2 separate regions of the Homo sapiens genome follow, and region 2 is linked to region 1. The links are chromatin loops, found by intact Hi-C in ENCODE. Cell type or tissue: Caco-2. All regions are shown on one strand. Links, peaks and the distances in the headings refer to the core of each region. The heading gives the core; the rest is flanking DNA. Region 1 has its middle 27 kb from the start of DDX52. Region 2 overlaps HNF1B (HNF1 homeobox B).

Region 1 (10,928 bases), core at 1,119-9,118:
AAACCCTGTCTCTCCTAAAAATACAAAAAAAAAAAAAAAAAAAAATAGCTGGGCGCAGTGGTGTGCTCCTGTAATCCCAGCTACTCAGGAGGCTGAGACAGGAGAATCCACTTGAACTCAGGAGGCAGAGGTTGCAGTGAGCCGAGATTGCGCCACTGCATTCCAGCCTGGGCGACACAGTGAGACTCTATCTCAAAAAAAAAAAAAAGGAAAAATCCATTCAGGGCTTAGGGTCATTGGTCAGTCTGGGGAGGAGGAGGCAGGGCTGTGGGTTGTTCGGACACGTTGCCCACATTTCCACTGTCCCATCAGCTCTGCAATTCCTTAGCTGAGTTCTAGAGTCCAGAGTTTTTAGCACCTAGAGCCATCAAATCCGTGTGCGCCATGGGGAGGAAAGATAAGGGGCAGTGGCAGAGTCTCCAGAACCACAGGGGTCTGTCTGGAGAGTCACTGGAAGCCTCCAGCCCAGCACTGTTCAGTAAAATCAAGAGATGCCAGGCACGGTGGCTCATGCCTGTAATCCTAGCACAAATTAGCCAAGTGTGGTGGCATGCACCTGTAGTCGCAGCTACTTGGGAGGCTGAGGTGGAACGATCCCTTGAACCCAGGAGGCGGAGGTTGCAGTAAGCCAAGAGCCAAGATCATGCCACGGCACTCCACCCTAGGTGACAAAGTGAGACCCTGTCTCAAAAGAGTCATGCCCCAAAGCTTCCTCCTCCCCACCCTATTTGTAAACTCCATCTTACTCCCATCCTGGCCAGGTGAGCTTCACCTCCCTAAGGTCTCAGGTTCTGTATCTTTGAAATGGAGAGAATCATGGCACTTAACTTCACAGCCCTAATTTGAGGACTAAATGAAATAATGAATTTCCTTATTCTTAAGTGTGTTTGCACACTTAAGGTTTGGTGCATTTTCTCTGGGGCAGTCGAGCAGGAGGAGGGACTTGGAGGTGAATTTCATTTTACGTTTGTTTTTACTTTCCATATGAGGAATCATAGACAATCTATTGTTATCCCTGACTTAGTCCAGGACCTACTAACTGTGTTCTTAGGCTATTGGGCAGAACATCCAGGAGCAGTCAGCAGAAGAAAGCCCTGGGCTTGCCCCATTTGAACTTGCTTTGTTTGCTTCCATGGAGACCATTTGTTTAATTTTGTCTCTCACTTGCAAATTCTAAGGGGGCCCAGACCATGCCATTCTTGCTTACCACTATATCTCCAGGACTTCATACAGTGCCTGAAGCATAGTAGGTTCTGTATAAAGACTTGTTGAATAAATAAGAAAATGCATTAATGTGTGAGTGAAAAAAATGAGGGCATCACACTTCTTTAAAAACTTAAAAAACACTAATACGGTGAATCCATAATAAACCTATATGGACTTGGGATCATAGAACTTCTCCATTACCAGATAAAATGTAGTCTTTACTCCGTTTCCTCATACAGATAAAGCAATTGTGTCAGGGAACACTAAACGGGGCATTGTACTAAAGCTACCAAGGCAGTTGTGAGAACAATCCCTAGACCAGGACCCTTTAGATAGATAATTAGTTCAAGTATCTGCATTAGCTGTTAGTTGTTTTTGTTTTTGTTTTTGAGACAGAGTCTCATTCTGTCTCCCAGGCTGGAGTGCAGTGGTGCAATCTCGGCTCACTGCAACCTCTGCCTCCTGGGTTCAAGCGATTCTCCTGCCTCAGCCTCCCAAGTAGCTGGGATTACAGGCATGTGCCGCCATGCCTCATTTTTGTATTTTTAGGAGAGACAGGGTTTCACCATGTTGGCCAGGCTGGTCTCGAACTCCTGACCTCAGGTGATCCGCCCGCCTTGACCTCCCAAAGTGCTCGGATTACAAGCGTGAGCCACCGCACCTGGCCGTGTTAGTTGTTGTGAACTCCCCTCAGGATCCCATGCTCACTGCTGCTTCTGCCCTACTCATTCTCTGTGAAGGAGACTACAAAAAGATTGATGGCCATTGCCCCAGACATCTGGGGAATATGGTCACTGGCCACCTGATCTCCAAACCCTGCTGTAGGGACCAGGATAAGCCGAGAGGTGGAGGGATGGTCCTGTGGGGTCTGACTGAAGGAGTGTGTGACCAGGGCAGCATAGGCCAAATCCAGAACAGTGTTTCCAGGTCACGGGCATGGACCATGCAAGTGTGTTAGAAATCCACTTTGGGGTGGCACCCTGAATGTGGTACATCTGGGCCTGATGTCCCAAAAGGCAAGCTTCTCAAGCTAGGGTAATAGGGCTGTGAGCCAGAGGTTGCAAGAAGTCACAGGAAAGATGGCTTATCTTCCTGGAATGTCCATTTTATTCAGATATAAGAAATGTTAACTGCATTTTTCAATAAAAGCAAACAGATGGATTATGGTAGAAAATAGAAAATTTAAATGTACTTTTTTTTTTTTTTGAGACGGAGTCTTGCTGTGTTGCCCAGGTTAGAGTGCAATGGCGCAATGTCGGCTCACTGCAAGCTCCGCCTCCCGGGTTCACGCCATTCTCCTGCCTCAGCCTCCCGACTAGCTGGGACTACAGGCGCCCGCCACCACACCCAGCTAATTTTTTGTATTTTTAGTAGAGACGGGGTTTCACCGTGTTAGCCAGGATGGTCTCAATCTCCTGACCTCGTGATCCACCTGCCTTGGCCTCCCAAAGTGCTGGGATTACAGGCGTGAGCCACCATGCGCAGCCTAAACATACTTTTAAGACAAAACATGGGGCTTCGAAGAAAGTTTCTGTGTGCAGTGATCTAAAACCCCATGCCCCTTGTGAAGTGTGAATTCACTCTCTGCCACTAATGGTACTTCACATGAAAAGCTTCAAAAGCGCTGACTGCAAACAGCCACACAGAAAACACCACCCATGGACACTGCACCACACTGCCCACACATACACTGCTAGGCCCCCACTCCACACAGTAAAGGTCCCCTCCATGAGACAATGGCATTGGGATGCAACAGCCTCTCATATCATGTGGGCTGACTCTCAGTCCTCAAGAGATCAACTGGTTGTCCTTCTTCCCACAGGTTCTCAGAGATATCAGTCCCTGTCTGAAAGGAGGAGCTACACCCACGATGTTAATTTCTCTATTCCCACTGTCCAGCATGCTTGGCACAGATGAGGCATTCAATTAATGTGTGTTGGGATGAACTGAACTCCAGACAGATGCCTGGACCTCCTCGTTCCTTCCTCCTGAGGGTGGAGGCAGCTGTGGCCTCAAATCCACAGGCAGCCTAAACCAAATGGTATGGGGCAGAGCTAACAAGTACAGCTCCAGCTAGGGCCCAGTGGGGGCCAGTTTCACTTCTTTTCTTCCCAGAGCTAAAGGGCTGAAAAATCCATTCCAAGTGAAGATACTAGAAATTACTTTTATTCCCATTGTTGAGAGGAGGATACAAGTCACAAAGGAAAAGGCTCCACATGCTGTTAGTTGGCAAGTTATCACCTCCACTCTGGAATGTACCAAGACCAATGGTGAGTAGGTATCTGAGTCTCTGGCATCTGTGGTAAGTTCACTCTGGGCAAACTTTCCCAAGACCCTAGGCCTCTGGTTGTCAAAGCAGCTTCCTGGGGTCCCCAGATCCAGCTCTTCCTCTGACCTCTAGGGAAGTGAAGCTTCAGTGGGTCTCCCCGACTCCAGCATAAGCCCCTGAGAGTGGGAATGGTGTCCAATTAATCTTTGTATCCCTACTGCTTAGCAGGTTCGCTGCACATAAGATACCCTGAAGAAATATGTGCTGGTAATGATGACACCATTCACCTAGTCATTTAACAAATATTTATGTTCTGTGCAGTCTTTTGGGCCTAGGAATTCAATGATGAATCAGAAACAGTGTCTTCCCTTAAGGGGCCCATAGCTTAGTAGGGAAGGCTAACAACTGCCAACTGCAATATGGTGTAAACACAATGACAGAGGCCTGTACAGAATAAAGAGGCAGCACAAGGGCCCTCCAGCCAGTGCAGGTGCTGCCTGCTCTCTAGTTGGTGGACTCAGAAGCTTCAAGTGGGGACTTTTAAAGCCATTGAGGTGGGCTCAGTCTCCTGTAGCTGAAGTCATGGGAGGGTGGGGGAGAGGGAGGGTCATGTTCGAAGGTGGGCTTTCACAGTCACAGGAATGCCCAGCGTGGGCGGGCCAGAGGGTGACCTTCTCATCACCCTGTAGGAAAGTGAGGCCCAGCTAACACCTGTTGGAACAGGTAACTCCCATTTGCCCATTGTCCTGTGTTTGCAGAGGAGGAGCAGGGAACTCCTCAGGGAGTAAGAGGGACTGGGTCACAACCAGGTGAGCCTCCTTTTGGCACCACAAGCATTAGCACAGAGATAGGGCGGCCGCCCTGGGCAGGATTTATAACTCCAGATTTCAAGGTCTTATCATAAACAAGCTCTTTCTGAATTGCAACATGTCAGGGGCAGGGGGAGCAGGCAGACAGACAGACTAGAGAGCGGTGTTGGGGGTGGGGGGCATTAGAATGTGGCTGATAGGGAAATTGTGGGGGAGAGATGGAGCTATTCATGGCTAATATTGTATGGGACATGGAACTGGTTAATAATAATGCTTTGCTTCTTATCCCATTCCCATGGCCCAACCCTGAAAGGTAATAAAACATGATTTGGAACATAGTGAAATCCTGGGGCAAGGCAAGCCCAGAGAGGCGAGCATTGTTTTACGCAGGCTCCTGCTCTCTAGAACTTTCTTCCCCACTCCATGGATTCCTCATCAGTGCATTTTATTGAGTGTGAGTAGGGGGTGGGTGGGGAATGTCTCTGGTCATTACCTAAGGCTTCTGAGCTGTCGCTGGGAAATGGCAAATTGCCCACTCATGCTGCTTTGGTGGGGAGAAGGGGTGAAGCATGGGGCAGGAGTTGGGGAGGCACCTGGCAGAGGCGTGATTGGGGACCTCAGGGCAAAGTGGAGAGACCTGCTGTGGCCCCTTAAGGCACCAGTGCTGCCTCTGGATGCCTCTTTCTCTCTTCAAGTCTTCCCTTGACTTTCATTCTCACCGGATGCCACCTGAATAAAGACAATGACCAAGGGAAGCAGCCTGCTCTCCAACTGGCCCTGGAACACACTCCTGTAAACTACCTTGAAGGGAGGGGGACTAGGTGTCCCCTTCACTACAGGCCTGTCACTAGCCCTTCTGGACTTGGGCCTGGTTTTCCTTCTGTTCAGACCAGGTGGGATGGCAGGCTCAGCAGGGGCTGAAAGATGTCCCTCGGAGGACCCCCAGAGCATGCCTCCCTCCTCCTGCTTCTCCCGAGACATCAAACACACCAGGCCCGGGTAGGCAGGTGGAGTTAATAAACGCAGTGAGGCTTCAGGAAGGCATGGAGGCCTCTCCTTCAGACTCCCAACTCCAGCCTGAGCAAATCCCCTGTGACTTCAAAGCCAGCAGCTTGTTTGCCTGGCCACAGGGCAGCAACAATGCTTTCCCTTTTGACCTAAGAAAGCATCCTTGGGGCTGGGCGCGGTGGCTCACGCCTGTAATCCCAGCACTTTGGGAAGCTAAGGTGGGCGGATCCCCTGAGATCAGGAGTTTGAGACCAGCCTGGGCAACATGGTGAAACCCCGCCTCCACTAAAAATACAAAAATTAGCTGGGCATGGTGGCACACACCTGCAATCCCAGCCACCTGGGAGGCTGAGGCAGGACAATCACTTGAACCTGGGAGGCGGAGGTTGCAGTGAGCTGAGATCGCACCACTGCACTCCAGCCTGGGCGACAGAGTAAGACTCCATCTCAAAAAAAAATAATAAATAAATAAACAAACAAACAAATAAGCATCCTTGGCATCGTTGCTGGAGGACTGCTGGCCAAGGTGGGGAGTGGAGAGGTCACTGACCTAAACCCTGCTTAGGGGCTCTGAGGTAGGCATTCCTGCCAGCCTGCCCTGCTGATCCAAGACCAGGGGGATATGTTGGGCATGCCTGATAGAAACCGTATCCCCACACTCCTGGAAAGACTGACCCAGCCAGGACTCAGAGCAGACAGAACAGGCCCACCTCAACCCAGCAGGGCATGGCAGGCCACATCAATGCACCCAGGAATGGAGACCATACCATGCACTTGCTGGTCCCCTGACGGCACCCTTATTTCCAGGGATTCACACCATGAACGTGGCAGTACGTGTGCTTGTCTGTGCCAGGTGTATGTGTATGCATAGAAGTGTGCACATCCCGGCTGGGCGCAGTGGCTCATGCCTGTAATCCCAGCACTTTGGGAGGCTGAGGCGGGTGGATCACCTGAGGTCAGGAGTTCAAGACCAGCCTGACCAACATGGCAAAACCCTGTCTCTACTAAAAATAGAAAATTAGCTGGGTGTGGTGATGCATGCCTGTAATCCCAGCTACTTGGGAGGCTGAGGCAGGAGAATCGCTTGAATCTGGGAGGCAGAGGTTGCAGTGAGCCGAGATCATGCCATTGCACTCCAGCCTGGGTGACAAAGCGAAACTCTGTCTCAAAAAAATAAAATAAAATAAAATAAAATAAAATAAAATAAAATAAAATAAAATAAAATAAAATAAAATAAAATAAAATAAAATAAATGTGCACACCCCAGTGATCCCAGACATCACCACACGGTTCTTTAGGAACTATGCTCTTGACTTGCATCCTGAAAAAAAATAAAGCTATGCTTGATCTAAAAGCAAGGGCCTCCTATTGCTGCTATCACCAGTTTAAAAAATAAAATTAAAGCAAAAGCCAGAGAGCTATATATGAGAAGCAGTAACTTAATTCAACCTGTCAGCTCAAGAAATGAAGAAACCTATCTTAGGACAGGAGGCTTACATACCCTTCAGCTAACTTCTGCCAAGTTGATGATGAAACACTCATACTTTCGGGGATCCTCATATTGAAGTTTAAAAAAACCCCACATTATAGCATCCAGCACCCAGTGGATCTTCGACAAGATGCTTTGGTAATGATTATGATGATTTTTTCCCTGAAGAAAGGCCTCCATGTATTCTCTAGCCCATGAAAAAGAGGGTATGGAGAGTGTCTAAGCTCTTTCTGAATATTTGACCTCACCATTGTGACATTGTAGGTTAAGCGGAGGTGTCTGGACACTAAAGTCACCCTGAGCTGGGTTCACATTCTTGTTTCTGTCACTTATTCCCTATGTGACCCTGACTACACTAACACTCCGAGCCTACGTTTCCTCATCTGGAAAGGAGCTAAAGCCTGCTGGCAGTTCCTATCCTAAGAAAGTAATCATGTTCTTGGTTATTATAATTAGAAATCATTTGGCAAAGAACAGCTTATGGACGAAAACCCAGGACTGGGGCTGCACACCCCACACAGATATCCATTGCAGCTCCCTCCACAATTTAGTGAGACAGTGTAAGATAGTGGTTAAGAGCACTGGAGCTGGACTGCATGAACTCCAATCCCACTCTGCCACTTTTAGCCATGTGACCTTGGACAAACACTTAATCTCTGTGCCTCAGTTTCCTCAACTGTAAAACAAAGATAATAACATTATGTACCACACAGGACTGTTGTCCTTTGGATGAAATGAATTAACGTCATGAAATGAGTTCACATCTATAAAGTGCTTAGAACAGTGGGTGGCACATCACAAGTGCCACATGCTTGCAGTTTTTATTATTGCACTGTCAATGCTAGACACGTACAACACTGTCCTTGTGAATATTACACAGGCAAAGTTACAAGTATTTATTGAAGATGAGGAGCATGTGTTGGGGTGGAGGATGTCTATTGATTTGTAAGTATGAGTTTTTGAGCAGGATAGGCAGAAGGGAGATATGGGTAGCTAGGATTTCGGTCTCAAAAACATATCTCGAAGTTGATTTGTGCTAGTCAGATGGAAGGGTGGATGCCAATCCCACTAAACCAGGAGGTGTGAGACTGAGCTGAGGAGAGCACTCCTGCCGCCCCTTCCCTTCCTGTGGATCTTCCAACATCAAGTAAGTTTTTTAAAAATTCATGAAGTGGTTTCATGTAAGAAATTGAGGCTGGAAGTGGTGGCTCACGCCTGCAATCCCAGCACTTTGGGAGGCCGAGGCAGGTGGATCACTTGAGGCCAGGAGTTCAAGACTAGTTTGGCCAACATGGCAAAACACCGTCTCTACTAAAAATACAAAAATTAACTGGGTGTGGTGGTGCACGCCTGTAATCCCAGCCACCTGGGAGGCTGAGGCATGAGAATCGCTTGAACCCGGGAGGCAGAGGTGCAGTGAGCCAAGATTGCGCCACTGCACTCCGGCCTGGGTGACAGAGCAAGGTTCCATCTCAAAAAAAAAAGAAATTGAATTTTAATTCTATAGTAAAAATCCCAATGTACCAGTGTTCTGAAATTTGAGGATGGTATTTTATTCTGTCCTGGGACAGCAGTCCTAATGACTTTCCCTACCCCTGACCAAGCAGGTGTTTCCTGGTAACCTGCTGCAGCCTCCAAGCTGCAGGTGCTGCCCCATTTGTCTCCAAAACAGAGTAGATTTCTGTCCTGGTTCCTTCCCCACAGACTTTGCTCTGTCTTGGAGAGCTCCAGAGTGCTGCAGGAAAGGGCATAGGGGATGAAAGATTAAAAACAAACAAATATACCTCCATGGCTTCTGGTCTGAATGATTAGGCAATGCAGGACAATTTGTCTTTGCATTCTGCAAGTGCAGGCCTCGCTCTATATACAGAAGGCATGCTTGATCACATTTATAGATGGCCAATTATGAAGTAACCACACAAATTATTAAATTTAGTGAGGATATATATAAATTCCTGTCTTCAGAAGCATTTTTCTTCTCTTTTTTAACATACAAATAGTATATTTTCAGAAATGCAGTTCAAATAAAAAATATATGGAGGGCTTAATTAACCCTAAACTCACCACAAATAAGCAGTGTGTCATAGCTACTAAAGACACAAATCTAGACAGCATCAATAGAAGTAACTGTGTCCAGATGATATGAGGCCCACTTTGTTTGCAATCCAAATACATCTTAAAAACCTAGCCATCATTTTCTTTACTTTTGTTTTCTTTCTTTTTTTTTTTTTTCTTGAGACAGAGACTCACTCTGTCACCCAGGCTGGAGGCAGCAGTGCGATCTTAGCTCACTGCAACCTTCCCCTCCCCTGCTCAAGCAATCCTCCCACCTCAGCCTCCCAAGTAGCTGGGACTAAGGTGCATGCCACCATACCCGGCTACTTTTTGTACTTTTTTTTATAGAGATGGGGTTTCACCATGTTGCCCAGGCTGGTCTCGAACTCTTGGCCTCAAGCAGTCCTCCCATGTTGGCCTCCCAAAGTGCTGAGAGTGCAGGCATGAGCCACCAAACCCAGCCCCATCTAATTTTTGTATTTTTTGTAGAGACAGGTTTTTGCCACGTTGCCCAGGCTGGTCTTGAACTCCTGAGCTCAAGGGATCCACCTATCCCGACCTCCCAAAGTGCTGGGATTATAGGCGTGAGCCACTGCACCCGGCCTAGGCAACATTTTCAAGAGGGACATTTGCCAACTAGAAAGCACTGAGAGGAGAATGACCAGGATAGTGAGAAGTCTGGAAACTATCTCATTCAGACAATAACTAAACCTCCTAGAGACAGGTAGTCTGAGAAACTAACAAACATGTGAAGAGCTGTCAGGTAAAGGAGAAAACAACTCTCTAGATCAGTGGGCAGATTGTGGATTCACATGAGAATTTATTCAACAGCTTGCTGGTGAGGTGAACCCGTCCCTGGCAGTTGGTAAATGCCGGAGGATGATCTGTCATGGATGCAATACAGGGATAACTACATTACATAGTGGGTTGGATGAGACAAGAAGCCATTCAACTCTAAGAGTCAATGAATCTGTTTTTAAAAAATTATAAATAGGCAGAGTCTTCTGTTAAGGCAAAATACTTGCCTAAAACTTGCCTAAAACTCCCACTGTTAAAAACTCATTTAAATGGGTAAAAGCATTGTTTGTTCTGAAGTATCTCTTTTAAAATGCATTCTACGGCCAGGCGTGGTAGCTCATACCTATAATCCCAACACTTCGGGAGGCCATGGTGGGAGGACTGCTTGAGCCCAGGAGTTCACAGCTGCAGTGAGCCATGATCTGCACTCCAGCCTGGGCGACAGAGCAAGACTCCGCCTCAAAAAAATAAATAAGTAAATAAATAATAAGATAAAATGCAATATGTTATCTGGGATGGGCAACATATTAGCACAGATAGATTTATCAGGTAACTAGCTGGAAGGAAGTGTGGAATCATGGAAATGGCATTCAACTGGAAATCGGAAGATCTGGGTGTGAATCTCCCACTTATAAACTGTGTGGTCTTTAGCAAGTTACTTACCTCTTTGAGTTTCTTTTGTTTTTTAAATTTTTTGCAGAGACAAGGTCTCCTTATATTGTGCAGGCTGGTCTCAATCTCCTGGCTTCAAACAATCCCTTCTGCCTCAGCCTCTCAAAGTGCGGGGTTTACAGACCTGGTTACTTCTTTGAGTTTCTGTTTCTTTATCTATTAAATGAGAATAGAAATACCTATTCTCAAACACCAAAGGTGTATACATTTTGAACACCAAAGATACATACATTTTGCTGGTACAGGTCTGGCAGGCACAGCATAGCTCTAAAGCCAATAGCTCTGGTGATATATGCCTGTTAAGGTGGCATGTCCCTTTAACAGCTATCCGCTTTCACCACCTGCATTCATTTCATTGCATTTTACTGGCTATCCCAGCCAATGCAATAAGGCAAGGAAATAAACAGGCATAAGGATTGGAAAGGAAAAAATAAAATTGTTGCTATTTGTTGACAATATGATTGTTTACATAGAGAATCCAAGATAATGTATAGACAAGCTATCAGAACGACTGAAAGGATTGCTCAAGGTTGCTGGATTCAGAATCAATATACAAAAAGTCAGATGCATTCCTATACACCTGCAAAACTAATTAGAAAATGTAATCTTAAAGAGACCCTGT
Region 2 (10,928 bases), core at 2,312-10,311, 66 kb before region 1:
TGCAAGAGAGTTCCGCGAGGCGGAAGGTGTGAGTCGCGGAGGCTAAGAGGGGTCGAGAGAGTGGCCCCTAGGAGCGGCTGGGGCGCCAGGGCTGCCGGGGAGGTCGCTCAGGACCTGGCGGATGAACCAGGCTCCCACCGCCGGCCACCGGGGGCCACAGGGCCTAGGCCCTCCCACTCGGCCGCAGGCGCCCGCTTTCTAGCGCGGCGCTGGAAGGACCTGGGGCGCCCCTCCGCACCCAGCCCCGCGCCGGGCTGGCCGCAGCTGAGACGTAACATAAACTGCAGCACGTGGAGTTGGGGTGTTATTAATTTATTTCTATAAATCATCAACAGAAAGATACACAAAGAGCCGTGATTAGGTTGAAAAGAGAGGCGGGTTATTCATTGGTGAAGTTGTAAACGCGGCTTAGAGGGGGGAAGGAGATCAAAACGCGGGCGCGGGGCTGCTCGCCGCTCCCAGCGCGCACCCAGCCAGGCGCCCCGTGCGGCCCTGCGGCCTCACCGCTCTGGCGCGGGACGCGGGCTCTGTGAGCGCCCGAGCCGCCCGCGGAGCCCCCGGGTCGCCGACACCCGCAGGCCCGGCCGGCGGAGAGCCAGGCCCGGCCCAGGGTCCTTAGACCCCAGCCCCGCTCTTCCCTCCCCAAAGCCCCAGGCCCCAGCAGGGCAGGGAGAGGGACTGGGGAGCCGGAGACCCTCGCCGAGTTGGAGACGCGGGACAGACCTGGAGGCTTTTTTCTCCCGTCCCGAGCGGGTGCTGCCTTTCCTCCCCCGCTCCCGGGAGCGCCGGACTTGATTAAAGTAATTTTTCAAGAAATCGCTAGCGGTTCCTAGGTCACTGCACAGGGGGCTCCCAAGCCTCGGGCACACGCACTCCCTTCTTTTGCCCACCGTGTTCCCTTAAGACGAAAAGCAAAGAGAAAGAAAAGTCGCGTTTTGGAGTTCCCGGAGTTCTAGTAAACCTCCTGGAAGAGAAAGGCAGGGGAGGAAGGTCGGGACTGCGCGCTTCCCGGTCCCCGGCTCCCGGCCGGAGCTGGCCTTTCTCGCGGCCTCGAGGCAGGTGCGCCGGGGGCGTCTAGAAAGTGGGCTGCATTCTAAGAAGCCGAAGTTGGGCTCCTTAACGAACGCGCTGCGGACTGCGCTGGAGTCCAGGCTTCTCTGCTCGTGGGCAGCAAAGTCATTGTTTGAGAAGGAGCGTGCGGGACGGACCCTGCGGGCGCCGCGGCCGGCGTTTGACACCTGCGCTTGGGACACAATGGCCGCAGGCCCTCTTCGGGACCGGTGCCTTTCTCGGTGTTAGGGAACCTCTGAACCTGAGCTGTGTTTTCAAACAAACAAACAAAAATAACCAGCTCTCCCGGCTCTTCCCGGTGAACACACGTGAATTTTGGGGTCAGAGGGTTGTGAAGGTATAACTGCGCCATCTTACTCCTCACTCTTTTAAGTCGGACTTAAAAGGTTTTGCCATTATTTATAAGGTTCTTGGGGGCTTTTTTTAAACCCTCCCCAATTGTTGGGCTAATTCACTGTTTCCACAGAATCATTCCCACTTAGAACAGTACCCTATTTTTCTAGGTTTCTTAGGCATACAAAATGAACACAGGTAAAGGCATTTAAACAAAAGAAAAATAGCCGAAGAATTTGCTAAAGCAATATTCACTTTTAAAATGCAATTTTTCCCCTAAGGTTCGAGGAGTCTTGTTCGTAGCCGTTGAAAGTATTTTTCCATCCTAAAAATATCGGTGGAAATATTGACCAGAAATAAACTTTTAAATGATCTGTGATGTTTACAAGGATATGTCTAAAACGTTTATTACATTATTTTCCTCTTAATGTGAATTCTCCACGTTTGAAACTGTAACTCGTTTTCTCATTTTTTGTTCTTCTTGTTACTTCCTCATATTGTGTACTTGGAAATTACCTTTGTAAATACTTGAGAAATTCGTTCTTATATATAATTAATATAAAAAGTTTGCATTTCTCAAAAACATCTCTATCAAAGCCTGTGTTCTCACGAGTTTAATATCAAAGTCTTAATAAAATAATCACAACTACCCAAATGCTTATAAAATATGTTCGATTACTGGATTTTTATTCATTAAACAGAATTAATTTTATTTGACATATTTAAAGGCGCCATTTAGAAATAAAATTGCTTATTATGTTGCAATGCTGTATCTATTTCAGCCTCTACACCGTTTTCTTTTTTGTTTCACCTGAAACTAGTTTTCCCTTCCGTTTTTTTTCTTGTTCTATCAAGCTAATATATATATCAACATACAGTAATGGGGTGCTGGTTTTTGTAAGTTAAATATGTACCTGCATTAAATAAATAGTAAACATGTATATATTGCTTCTTTAGTACTTTTGTTCTGTGCTGCACACTATTTTAATTTCTAGTTTTAAATTATATCTCTCTTTTCAAAGCATCTGTTCAATAAGCAAGAAAAGATATTGGCAAAGTTGAAACCATTCTAGACAAATAAAATTCAAAGGTGCTAAAACTAGCAGTTTACACACCTGTGTTTATGAGAAATGAAAAGTATAACCATGTTCTTATCCAGTATTTAAAATTTATGAGAAACATAATACAGGAAAACAAGCATCTAAAATTGTTAATGTCCGAAATTGAAGTTATTTGTCCCCATTAGCCCAGTAGATTTTGTCTGGAAGGTGGAGCTGTGGATTTTTTTTTTTTTTAACTACTTGCCTCACCTCAGTGGTGTGATCCTCCCGTCCCAAGGAGATACAACATTGTATTTTGGAAAACTTTTCTAAAACTCTGAAAATTATTTACTATTTGGCTAAGACATCCTCCTTGCTTCTTAGAAGGTGAACACATACATTTCACCCCTGTTTTATAAGAAATGGAGATACCCATTCAAAAGGAAAATAATGTAGGAGAGGTTGAAGCTAAAATTGGGCAAATTCAGAAACTGATGCTATCCCTACTTCATTGTAGGATCAGGGAGTCCAGCCCCAAGCTAAAGGCATCCCCACTTTCCAGTGGGCCTCCTGCCTTTTAAATCTCCCACATTGCAGGAAAATGGAGGAAAGCAAAATAAAATGGCCAGGCGCGGTGGCTCACGTCTGTAATCCCAGCACTTTGGGAGGCCGAGGCAGATGGATCACCTAAGGTCAGGAGTGTGAGCCCAGCCTGGCCAACATGGTGAAACCCCATCTCTACTAAAAATAAAAAATTTAGCTGGGTGTGGTGCTGGGCATCTATAATCCCAGTTACTCTGGAGGCTGAGGCAGGAGAATCGCTTGAACCCAGGATCCTGGTGGAGGTTGCAGTGAGCCAAGATGCCGTTGCACTCCAGCCTGGGTGACAAGAGCAAAACTCCACATCAAAAAAAATAATAATAAATAAATTAATTAATTAATTAAATAAAACAAGAGCTTTTCTTTTTGCTTAATAAGAGAGAGTGGTGGTGGTGCTTTTTTATTCCTGAAGATGGGAAGTCCTCTTTTGCCCACTAACCTCAGAAGAAAGGGATGAGGTGTACCGTACAGGGGCAGTCACCTTCTCCTCTGTTTAGCTTCCATTTTGGCCTCATGTCTACCCCAAAGTTGTAGCTTAGATGGGGGGAAAATTCAGAATTTTGCATAGACCATAGGTAGCACCCCCTAGAAAAAGAATGTTTCTCCCCAGATGTCTCCCACTAGTACCCTAACCATCTGCTTGTCTGTCTAGTGAGGACCCTTGGAGGGCTGCTAAAATGATCAAGGGTTACATGCAGCAACACAACATCCCCCAGAGGGAGGTGGTCGATGTCACCGGCCTGAACCAGTCGCACCTCTCCCAGCATCTCAACAAGGGCACCCCTATGAAGACCCAGAAGCGTGCCGCTCTGTACACCTGGTACGTCAGAAAGCAACGAGAGATCCTCCGACGTAAGTGTTTTCATCCTGCCTCTGCCTCAACCTGAAGTGACCTTTGCCCTCTCACCCCATTGGCTGCCTCAGTTTCCCTTTCATCGACAAGGCCTTGTGAGCACTTGGCAGATATGAGGAAGGTGGCAAGTAGATTTGGCCTTGGTGGTTGCTGTACAATGGATTGGCTTCTGTCATGTTCTTCAGTCACAGCCCCCTTGCTACCCAGCCAGTTGCTCTGAGGAGCCTGTCAGTGTATGCAGCATACCTTAAACTTTTTGGCCCCTCCTTCCACCTCCTTCTCTTTGAAACCAAGTAGGTGACAGAGTGAAATGTCTTCCCTGAGAGAAAACCCAGCATCTCCCCTTGATACGTGACCATCAGTCAATTTCCAAAGAAGACATTTCGTTGCAGTCAATAATATTGATTACTATTACTGTTAATTTCCTCCTCTCTGGAAAAAGTATCAACAATAGAATGCATTTGTATAGAGAGATATATTCAGAACTTCACCCTGTTCTTGGAGGATAGTGGGAGGGATTGAATCCTGAGGCAATTTAAGGTGTTTACCCACATTTACCAACACTGGTAGAGTGTGGGGACCTCAGCTGGTGGCCCTGCTCATGAAGAAGCTATTTCTGGCTAAGGCAGGGCACAGGAAAAGCATCTGCATTTGGAACTCTGACCCATCAATTCTTGTCATCCCCATTCCCATCCCAAAGTTTTTTTTCTGTCCCAAGATTTCTCCCACCCAATAATTCTAAAAGGTTTTTGTTTTGAAGTACGTCTAGAGAAGTTTGAACTGCCTATGAATAACAAGAGTAGGAATGACATACTGTCTGTATTTTAGGAAAGTATTCTTTGACATTACACTTTCATTACTTTGATCCAATCCTTTTCCTGGAAAATTTGTATCGGTTTTCACTCTCCCCACACACTATCCTCTGGCTTTATCTAGGCTTCTCTGTCTTTATCAAGATGTTAATTTCCACCACTATCTGGGTTTCTGGGTTGGGTTTTTTCCCTGTTGCTTTTTAAAATGACTCTTGTCTTCTGTTACACACTGCTCTGAAGTGATTGTTTCAGTATTTATTGTCTCAATGTCCCTGGGCTGGTGAAAGGAATGGTTTTAGGTGTTCATTTCATATTGTGGTGTTTGTGCTTTTGTTGGGAGCATTACATGAATAGATTGGAAGAAGCAACATGAGAGCTGTTTGCTGCTTAGAGCGAGAGACCTTTCCAAGAATGGGTTGGCCCCCCATACTTGGTGACTAGCTCTTTAAGAATTTGTGTTCCTGACATGAAGCAACTCTCTGTAGTTCCTGGAAAGCCTAAAAAAATTCTCAGGAGCCATTGTCTCCAAAGACCCAACAACGCTTGGGCCCTGCCCAATTTAAGCTTTATGCAGCATTTCCAGTCTGTGCTGCCTCTCTGTATTCAATGAGAATTTCTTCAGAAAGGAGAAGGAGGCAGGAAAGGCAGACTGGAAACTTCTCAAAAGACAGAGGTCCAGAAAGTTTCTCAAGATGCTGAGGAAGGGACGTTTTACAAATACAACAGCCTCTTCAAGAGATTGTTGTTATTGTTATTTTTGTTTTATTTATTTATTTATTTATTTAACTTTTTGAGACGGGGTCTCGCTCTGCCACCCAGACTGGAGTGCAGTGGCGCGATCTTGGCTCACTGCAAGCTCCGCCTCCCGGGTTCACGCCATTCTCCTGCTTCAGCCTCCCAAGTAGCTGGGACTGCAGGTGCCCGCCACCACACCTGGCTAATTTTTTTTTTTTTTGGTATTTTTAGTAGAGACGGGGTTTCACTATGTTGGCCAGGCTGGTCTTGATCTCCTGACCTCGTGATCCGCCGCCTCAGCCTCCCAAAGTGCTGGGATTACAGGGGTGAGCCACCGCACCCAGTTGTTATTTTTGTTTTAAAGTCACACGAGACATAAAAGCTTAAGAAACATTCCTTCCTTCTGTAACTATTATACAGGCACCTACTATGTGCCAAACACTACGCTAAGCTATGGAATACATAGGTTCTTTTCTCCAGGGACTTACCTGCCATCCAGTGAAGAAGTGGAGATGTTTGAGTAAATAATGACATTCACTTTCTAAGAGCTGTTATAAAGATATACACAAGGGGCAGCAGAGGAATTGCTAAATTGCCTGGAGACATCATGGGAGGCTTCCTAGAAGAGGTGACATTCAAATCATGTCTTGAAGGATGAATGTAAGACATGCAAGCATGATATAAGAATTAGGAAGTAAGAGAAATAAAAGAGGGACACAAGTGAATGGGGTGAGGAGAAGGAGGAAGAGGGGAGAGAATAAAAAATGATACATGATTACAAATTTCCTGGAAAAACTAAAAATAACAAATGGTAATATTCATGGGCCCCTCTACACACACAGAACCTCCTTGTCCAAGCAGCCCCCAAGCCTATAAAGAGGCTACTGAAGCCAACTTCTCCAAGATAATTTTCATGGGCAATGAACATTTTCTTCCCCAACCCCAATTAATCTGAAGGGAAGTAGAGAAGAGTTGTTGGTGGCTAGAGGGAGCAAATGTGGGAGTCTAGTTCTTCAAAAATTGGGAGAGGCTAGAGCCAAGCCCCTGATGTCAGTGGAACCCGAATGGTTCTGAGCACCTACAGGCAAACCCACCTGGCTGATTTGAGGACACACTGAGTTCTGAACACTGTTCAGCCTGCTACCTCCTCAAAGGGCAGGTGAGAGACTGAGGCAGCCCTCACACTGGGGAGCAGCTGCGAGAGTGTCTCACACCCACCAGACACAAAGCTTCAGGAATCGGTTTTGTCACCTCCACACAAGTCAGATATGAAGCGTTTGCGGGGTACGTGGCTTGGGTTTTGTTTTTAGTGAGAGGTGATGCACAGGCTGGTAGTTAGGAGCCTGCAAGCCTGCAGGCTGGGCTCGTGTCCAGGCTCCTGCCCCAAGTCCACATGACTTTGGACAAGTCACTTCACCAGTCTGAACCTCAGTTTCTTCATCTGTAAAATGGAGGTGGCTGTACTTCTCACATGGAGCGGTCGTAAGAATTAGATGAAGGAATATATTTAGAGGATTTGGCACAATACCTCACCACAGAAAAGGTTCAATAAATGTGAACCGTTATTGTGTCTGTTCACATCAAATGAAAAAATCTCACATTGCTCCCAGGCCCTTGGGATGATCCACACTGGCTTTCGCCATTGGTGACTCTACTGGTGCCACACAGGGCCCACGGGGAGGAGGGAAGACACTGTGACAGACCTCACTGAGCAGGGGACATCTCCTTCTCCCCCTTGGATTTCCCCTCAAGTAACTGCATTTAGAGAGCTGCTGTGAAGTCAAATACCATAGAGGGGCTAAAGCACTTTGAAAAGTATAATCAGGTGGGGCATGGTGGCTCACGCCTGTAACCCCAATGCTTTGGGAGGCTGAGGTGGCGGGAAGACTGCTTGAGGCCAGGAGTCTGAGACCAGCTTGGGCAACATAGCGAGACCCCGTCTCTACAAAAATAATTTTTTTTAATTAGTCAGATGTGGTGGCCTGCACATCCGTAGTCCCAGCTACTTGGGAGGCTAAGGCGAGAGGATGGCTTGAGCCCAGGAGGTCAAGGCTGCAGTGAGCTATGATCGTACTACTGCATTCCAGCCTGGGTCACAGAGCAAGACCTTGTTTGAAAAAAAGAAAAAGTATAACCCCCAAAGGAATTTGGGCCAACATCACTATCATCCTGACTAGGGGTAGATATTCTAAAAGACTAGTTAGTGTCCCTAAGCTTTCAGTCAGTCTCATTCCACAGCTGGGGAGACTAAATGATGAGGGAATTAAGCTGGGGCCCCACATGATCCCACTAGCAGTGACTTCCTGCTAGTACATTTGACAGGGACTCTCTCAGGTCTATAGTGGCATTGTTGGGCACCACTGAAAACAGAGCCCTAAGGTGGCCTAAGAATCCTCCAAGGTGAATGGGCCGAAATCAAAGGCCCCAGTGACACCATCAGTCCACAGTTAAACAAAGCCCAACACCACCTGCAGTTGGGATTGCAAGTCTTGGCGGGCTAGGGGCCCTAACCATTCCTCCCGATGGAGCAAAATGGAAATGAGCCTAAGACAGGTGGTAAGTTCCCTGCTGCTGGAGGCATATAGCCTGGAGGGCCACTTGGTGTGGGGTTGTAGAGGGGATTCAAACGTTAAGTAGTAGCCTGACTTGAACCTTGAGGATTTTGGATCCAGTTGTCCAAAGGAACAGGAAGGATGGCATGTAAATGATGGCACATCATTTACATCACAAAGGGAGGTGGTAGCCTTCCACTTTCTGTGACCTGTGGGAGTAATTACAGGAACTGAGAAAGAAAGTCATCAAGGTCGGGCACGGTGGCTCACACCTGTAATCCCTGCACTTTGGGAGGCTGAGGCAGGTGGATCACCTGAGGTCGGGAGTTTGAGACCAGCCTGCCCAACATGATGAAACCCCATCTCTACTAAAAATACAAAAAATTAGCTGGGCATGGTGCCGCACACCTATAATCCCAGCTACTCAGGAGGCTGAGGCAGGAGAATTGTTTGAACCCGGGAGGCGGAGATTGTAGTGAGCCGAGATCACACCACTGTACTCCAGCCTGGGCAACAAGAGGCAAACTCTGTCTCAAAAAAAAAAAAAAAAGATATTAAGATCCAGAACATAGGGACCCAGAGCTAGGAGATGAATGTATTACGTGTCTTTGCTCAGCAGAGTGCTTAGCCTCCATGTTTATTCATCTTTAAAATGGAATTAATCACTCCTGATGAGCCCTGCTTCATGCAGATGTGAAGACGAGGACAGCAAAGCTTTCTTCTTCGGTAATGTAGATATCAAATCTCATTAAACCATGTGGGCTAAGGCATCACCTCTGGGCCGAGCTGCTGGTTCTCATTCATTCCACAAAAATCTCCTGATGGTCACAGTATGCCTGGACTCAAGGAATTGGACAGACAGGGAGCATCATTTCCAGCTAATTAAACACTACTCCCAGACAGGTCCTGTGTTTGTAGTCTTTGAAATTATTTTGAGATCTAAAGCACATTTTCTTTTTCCAATACAAAGCTCCAGTTATATTTATTTCAAAGCATGTTCCAAAAGGTTTGGGGTTTTTCTAAAAACCTGACTTTATAATGTAGATACCTAGGATATAGGAAGAGGGAGGAGAGGTGGGGAGTGCTATCTACAGCCTCTGAATATTTTGTGCAAGTGTAAATTGTACCTTTGAGCAGTTCTCCCCTGGATGTGAGACTTGATTGAGCTCACCCACTTGACATCAAATACAGGAGTTCAGGATGCAGAGTGTTGCTTCATCTCTGAAGGCCAGTGAGCCAAAGGGGAAAAAATAATAATTTTCTTAAAACTATAGCTGGCTATGTTTGAGCTCCTTCAAAGAAAGGAAAAGGGTGGCTTTGCTGGAGCAACTGAGGTGGGCAGTAAGGGCCTGTGCTGAGGGCTCCCCATCTCCAGCTCCACATGCAGTGAGAGAAGGTTGCAAAGCTTAGTTAGACGAGGGGAATAAAGGTGTCTTCGTCCGTTGTCTGTCTGTCTGTCTGTCTGTCTGCTGAGTGAAGGCTACAGACCCTATCAAATCTACTCCTTTCTCTTTTCAGAATTCAACCAGACAGTCCAGAGTTCTGGAAATATGACAGACAAAAGCAGTCAGGATCAGCTGCTGTTTCTCTTTCCAGAGTTCAGTCAACAGAGCCATGGGCCTGGGCAGTCCGATGATGCCTGCTCTGAGCCCACCAACAAGAAGATGCGCCGCAACCGGTTCAAATGGGGGCCCGCGTCCCAGCAAATCTTGTACCAGGCCTACGATCGGCAAAAGAACCCCAGCAAGGAAGAGAGAGAGGCCTTAGTGGAGGAATGCAACAGGTAACACCACCAGAAGCTCACCTGGGCAGGTGGGCAAGTACACAGACCCAGGAACCCTCCCCTCGGTCCTGGGATATTGAGACACTAGTTATACAGATAAGTGTGGCTAAATCAGAGCTTCTCAAAGTATGTTCCACAGAACCCCAATATCAATTCATTAATCAGTAAGTCTGAGAATCAGCATATGGATACTTCCCCTTAGAGAGTCACAACATATATTAAAGGTTCCGAGAAGCCCTGCAGTCAAGAAACCCACTTAGCTTTGTTGAATTGGTTGTTAACTATGGAATCTTCGGTAGAGTACAAACAACCCCATGAATTATTCTTCCAGGGAAGATACTCTGGAGAATGCTAATTTAAAATATGATACTTGGGAAGCGAAATTGTGTGTTTGACCTCCCTGCAGGCCAGGGTAAAACTTTCCCTTAGCCACAGACTCTAGATCTGGCCTCTACCAATTGTCAGACATGCAGTGGTCCAAAAGGAAACTTGGCAGGAGAGTAAGAATTGGTCAGATCTGTTCAGTCCACTCTGCCCCCGCTGACTCAACAGAGTTCTTTTTACTTGTTAACTACCAGCCAGGCACGGTGGCTCACACTTATAATCCCAGCACTTTGGGAGGCCGAGGCGGGAGGATTGCTTGAGCCCAGGAGTTTGAGACCAGCCTGGGCAACATGGTGAAACCCTATCTCTATTTAAAAAAAAAACAAAAAAACAAAAAAACAACTCTGTGTTATTTTAAGTATTTATTTTTAAAATGTGGTCTTGCTATGTTGCCCAGCAGATCTTGAACTGGGCTTAAGCGATCCTCCTGCCTTGGCCTCCTAAATAGCTGGGATTACAGGCTCTAGCCACAGGGCCCAGCTATTTTTTTTTAAACGATTGGAAAGCCTTGGGAAATCTTTTTACTTCATTCCTGCCCTGTTCTCCCTGACTCCAGTATTGACTTTCTAAAACTTCAGCTCTTTGGTCTGGCCAAGGCCTGTGTGCGCTTTCTCTGTCTCTGGGCTGGGCTGGCCTTGGCTGTGGGAAGAATGCAGCCAGGGAGGTCAGGCTGGGAAGCAGGGAGGCCTGTATTGCCACTGAGTCCTCAGGCTGTGCTCCATACCCCGACTAATGAGATGCCTTGCAGCACCCAGTAGTGTCTAA

Evidence for each region. A loop is a pair of places that touch in the nucleus more often than their neighbours do. Peaks named below come from ENCODE experiments on the same cell type or tissue, not always from the same donor. Only the 100,000 strongest peaks of a DNase experiment are listed, where the experiment ranks them.
Region 2: a loop joins it to region 1, with 1.8 times the contacts of the local background. A loop is called at or near these places in 5 of 110 quality-filtered maps.

What each region holds. Positions count from the first base shown.
Region 1 is chr17:37,664,910-37,675,837 of GRCh38, reverse strand. No RefSeq gene overlaps it. Among named protein-coding and RNA genes, the nearest start is that of DDX52, 27 kb to the right of the region's middle. In Caco-2, for the core only: no CTCF peak of the experiment used is centred there; DNase peaks (open chromatin) are centred at 4,277, 4,714 and 5,407.
Region 2 is chr17:37,732,408-37,743,335 of GRCh38, reverse strand. HNF1B (HNF1 homeobox B) reads left to right here. Exons shown (of 9, transcript NM_000458.4): 2 at 3,697-3,896; 3 at 9,515-9,779. Among named protein-coding and RNA genes, the nearest start is that of HNF1B, 7.2 kb to the left of the region's middle. RefSeq lists enhancers at 686-1,190, 1,191-1,693, 8,725-9,928. In Caco-2, for the core only: a CTCF peak has its summit at 6,001; no DNase peak of the experiment used is centred there.